2 separate regions of the Homo sapiens genome follow, and region 2 is linked to region 1. A link is an interaction called in ENCODE POLR2A ChIA-PET data of the cell type or tissue named here. Cell type or tissue: endothelial cell of umbilical vein. All regions are shown on one strand.

Evidence for each region. Peaks named below come from ENCODE experiments on the same cell type or tissue, not always from the same donor. Only the 100,000 strongest peaks of a DNase experiment are listed, where the experiment ranks them.
Region 2: POLR2A ChIA-PET joins it to region 1 with 5 read pairs; 2 of 35 experiments call an interaction of 5 or more read pairs at or near these places.

The regions. Positions count from the first base shown.
Region 1 is chr3:156,549,992-156,552,491 of GRCh38, reverse strand. The region is part of intron 2 of SSR3 (signal sequence receptor subunit 3); the gene reads left to right. Among named protein-coding and RNA genes, the nearest start is that of SSR3, 3.9 kb to the left of the region's middle. In endothelial cell of umbilical vein, no CTCF peak of the experiment used is centred here; no DNase peak of the experiment used is centred here; H3K27ac peaks cover 1,703 bases.
Region 2 is chr3:156,267,815-156,270,314 of GRCh38, reverse strand. All of the region lies in intron 1 of KCNAB1 (potassium voltage-gated channel subfamily A regulatory beta subunit 1), which reads right to left. Among named protein-coding and RNA genes, the nearest start is that of KCNAB1-AS2, 41 kb to the right of the region's middle. In endothelial cell of umbilical vein, no CTCF peak of the experiment used is centred here; no DNase peak of the experiment used is centred here.

The DNA.
Region 1 (2,500 bases):
AAGTTTAGGGCCCGCCCTGCCATGCACTGTATGAAGCACATTGCCCTATGTAATCCTTATAGCATCCATATGAGGTGCAGGTATTTTCCTTGTTTTATCCAATGAAGAGTATGTATTTCTCCTTATGTGACATCATTTTTATCATGTCATTCTCATAACAACTCATCATGGCTTTTTTTTTTTTTTTTGAGACAGACTCTCACTCTGTTGCCCAAGTTAGAGCGCAGTGGCCCAATCTTGGCTTACTGCAACCTCTGCCTCCTGGGCTCAAGTGATCCTCCCACATCAGCCTCCCAAATAGCTGGGACTACAGGCACGCACTACTACCACGCCTGGCTAATTTTTGTATATTTTGTAGAGATGGAGTTTTGCCATGTTGCCCAGGCTGGTCTTGAACTTCTGGGCTCAAGTGATCCGTCTGCCTCGGTCTCCCAAAGTTCTAGGATTATAGGCGTGAGCTGCCGTGTCCAGCCATGGCCTGTTTTTTTTAAATGTATTAAAGCCAAATTCTTCTAGACCCCTGGAATGCAAGTCATCTGCTTCCTTCCTATGAGTCTGGCCTCATCTTTCAGAATTAGGCTTTAACCCTTCTGACTCAGCCCTCACATCATCCTTTGAATATGTCTTGTGCCCTACCCTATTTAGGATTAACTTACTTCCTTTCCATTCTTACCTGTGTTTTATTTCTAGACCTAGGAATCTTTTCCAGAGAAATCCTTCCTGATTTTGATCATTTCTTTGCTTTATTGTCCCTGTGTTAGACTCTTTCGGGGAATGAGGAATAGAAACATGTTGAGATGATCTCAGTTAACAGGGGTTTATTTTAAGAAATGTCCCAAAATGGCCTCAGTGACTGAAGTGGCCTTAGCAGTTTCCTCCCTACTGTTCTGGACACAAACGAGCTCAGGTTTTCGTGGCTGCTGTTCTGATGGACCAGCAGATAAATTGGGTTATCTTTGTTATCTTTCTGCTTGGCAGCCCCTCAACCAGCTGCTATTCCAGGATTCAGCTCATGTGGGCCTCCACTGTATGGGACTGTTTCCTGTGAGGCATGGCCATCTGTGTATCGGGAAGCCCTCACAAGTGGGCATCTGGTATGACCCATCCTTTGTAATACTCTTGGAACTCAGTCCCTTTGAGACTCGTCATTCTTTACTTATTCTTCATAACATTTTTCATTCATCTCTTTAGAATCAAAGTCATGTTCTTTTTACCTTTTCCTTTCTACTTTAGGCTTCTTGAAGACACCCGCCATATTTTATACTCCTTAAAACAGTTAATGGTACATTTAGTTCAGTAAAATTTCAATGACTTACTGACTTAATAGACTCAGAATGGAGGTTTTTTTTTTAAGTCATAGTTTTGGCTTTATATTAAATATGCTACTGACTTTGAAATGCCTACAGATTTGCAAGATGGTTAAGGTTCAAAGATCCAGCAAGATGCTGAGTGTGGGTAGCTGTTGGCAGTAGAAGGAAGATGGCTTCAGCGTTGACAGTCTGGGTTCCAGTGCCAGCTCTGCCACTCTTAAATGTGTGGCCGTGGGCATAATTTTACCTATGTAGACTTCAGATTCCTCAGCTATAAACTGGGGATGCTAGTGGAATTTCAGAGGGTGGTGAGGATTCATTATGATCATACATGTTAAGCATAGAGTCTGGCACATAATAAATGTTTATGTGCAGGGTTGAAGAGGTTGGGGCTAAGAGAGCCCTTAGAAGTTGTTTTTGTTTTTTAACGTGGCATAATTTAAACCATGTTTGCAAAGATGTTTTTATTTTAAGAAATCAGGTAGTGTCTTTTTTTATTTTTAATTTTGGAAGTGTTCTGACATACTGATGTGAAAGAGTAAAGGAAGAAAAATACAATTGATTTTATGGGTTATCTTAGTTGACTAAGTGCTAGGTCACTAGCGTGACCTCTATTTTGTTTTAGAGTGTTCAGCACTGAGTGAGGTTTATTTTCTGAGAGCTCTAAGACAGAGGGGAGGGCTTCCTCCTCTTGAGTTGCAGTAAACCTGCAGTGTGGTTGTTATGCCCCTGGTAGGTGAGGATAAAATTCTAGACCTAGAAGAGAAATTGCTTAGTTATCTGGTGTAATGTCTTCATGAGGATTTATCATGTGGACAATCGGTTGACTGTTCGTCCTAAAGACACATAGTGACAACCAACTCTTTTGAAAATGCAGTAGTTTATTCCTGTGTGCTAACAACTTGATAGTTGGGGTGTGTGTATATATTTTTTATATTAAGCTAAGAAAGGTTTCTGCAGTAAACTGTGTCCATTTCTTTTCAGTTGGTCTTTTGTGGAAAAAAAAGTTGTCTGATGTTAAGTTCAAGAAACACATTTATTTATTTTTAATTTTTCTTATTTTTCCTGTTCTCACAATCTGTTCTCATGAAGAAACATATTTAGTGCCTGGTCTGCTAAAGAGGTTCAGAGAGAAGAATCTCTGCCTTTGGAGCTGAGTGTATCCGAAGTGCAAGAAGCATATGAAAAAA
Region 2 (2,500 bases), 280 kb after region 1:
AGGAGTAAGCCCTTATTTATTAATAATAACATTTAGTGTAAATGGACTAAACTCTCCAGTCAAAATACATAGAGTGCCTCGATGGATTAAAAAAGATATGGCCGGGCGCAGTGGCTCACGCCTGTAATCCCAGCACTTTGGGAGGCCGAGGCGGACAGATCACGAGGTCAGGAGATCGAGACCATCCTGGCTAACACGGTGAAACCTCGTCTCTACTAAAAAATACAAAAAATTAGCTGGGCGTAGTGGCAGGCACCTGTAGTCCCAGCTAATCAGGAGGCTGAGGCAGGAGAATGGCGCGAACCCAGGAGGCAGAGCTTGCAGTGAGCCGAGATTGTGCCACTGCACTCCAGTCTGGGTGACAGAGTGAGACATTGTCTCAAAAAAAAAAAAAAAAAAAAGCAAGCCCCGGTCATCTGTTGCCTGCAAGAAATGCACTTCATATATAAAGACATACATAGACTGAAAATAATAAAGGATGGAAAAAGATACTCCATGCAAATGGAAACCAAAAAAGAGCAAGAGTAGCTACACCTGTATCAGACAAAATAACTTTTCAAGACAAAAACTATAGAAAGAGACAAAGGTCATTACATAATGATAAAGGAGTCAATTCAGAAAAAAGATACAATAATTGTAAATATACATGCAACCAACACTGGAGCACCCAGATATATAAATAAACATTATTAGCACTAAAATAATATCTGAAGACTTCACCACCCCACTTTCAGCATTGGACAGATCATCTAGAACAAAAAAATCAACAAAGAAAAAACAGATTTAATCTGCCCTATAGGTCAAGTGTACCTAATAGTTATTTACAGAGCACTTCATCAAATGGCTACAGAATGCACATTCTTCTTGCCAGTACATGGATCATTCTCAAGGATAGACAATACGCATATGTTAGGCCACAAGACAAGTCTTAAAATATTCAAAAAACTGAAATAATATCAAGTATCTTTTCTGACCACAATTGAATAAGGCTAGAAGTCAACAACAAGAGGAATTTTGGAAACTATACAAACACATGGAAATTAAACAATATGCTCCTGAAACAAAAACAGTATTGTACTGGCACAAAAACAGACATATATACCAATGGAACTGAATGTAGAACCCAGAAACAAATCCATACATCTACAGTGAAGTTATTTTTGACAAAGGCACCAGTAACATTCATTGGGGAAAAGGACAGTCTTTTCAATAGATAGTGCTGGGAAAATTGGATATCCATATGCAGAAAAATAAAATTAGGCCGTTATTTTTCTCTGTGTACAAAAATCAAATCAAAATGGATTAAAGACTTAAATCTAAGACCTGAAACTATTAAACTACTACAAGAAAACATTGAGGAAACTCTCCAGAACATTGGACTGGGCAAAGATTTCCTGAGTAATACCCCAACAAACACAGACAACCAAAGCAAAAATGGACAAATGGGATAACATCAAGTTAAAAAGCTTTTTGCATAGCAGAGTAAACAGCCAACAAAGTGAAGAGATACTGGGAGAAAATATTTGCAAACTATCTATCTGACAACAGATTAATAACCAGAATATATAAGAAGCTCAACCAACTTTAGAGGAAAAATTATAATAATCTGATTTTGAAAATGGACAAAATATCTGATTCTCCAAAGAGGACATATAAATGGCAAACTGGTATATGAAAAGGTGCTCTACATCATTGATCATCAGAGAAATGCAAATCAAAACAACAACGAGATATCATCTCACCCCAGTTAAAATGGCTTTTATCCAAAAGATAGGCAATAACAAATGCTGGAGAGGGTGTGGAGAAAAGGAAACCCCTATAACTGTTGGTGGGAATGTAAATTAGTACAACTACCATGGAGAATAATTTGAAGGTTTCTCAAAAAACTAAAAATAGAGCTACTATATGATCCAGCAATTCCACTGCTAGGGATATACACAAAAGAAAGGAAATCAGTACATTTAAGAGATGTCTGCACTCTCACGTTTATTGTAGCACTATTCACAATAGTCAAGATTGGAAGCAACCTACATGTCCATCAAGAGATAGATGGATAAAGAAAATGTGGCACGCATACACAATGGAATTTTATTCGGCCATAAAAAATAAAGAGATTCTATCATTTGCAACAAGGAGGTCATTATGTTAAGTGAAATAAACCAGGCACAGGAAGAAAAACTTTGCATGTTCTCATTTATTTGTGGGATCAAAAAATTAAAACAATTGAACTCATGGAGATAGAGAATAGAATGATGGTTACCAGAGGTTGGGAAGTGTAATGGGGGGTGGGGAGGAAGTGGGGGTGGCTAATGGATTAAAAAAAATAGAAAGAATGAAGAAGATCTAGTATTTTATAGCAAAAGCAGGTGACTATGGTCAATAATGATTTAATTATACATTCTAAAATAATTAAGAGTATACTTGGATTGTTTGTAACACAAAATATAAATGCTCAAGGTGATTACCTTGATGTGATTATTACACATTGCATGCCTGTATC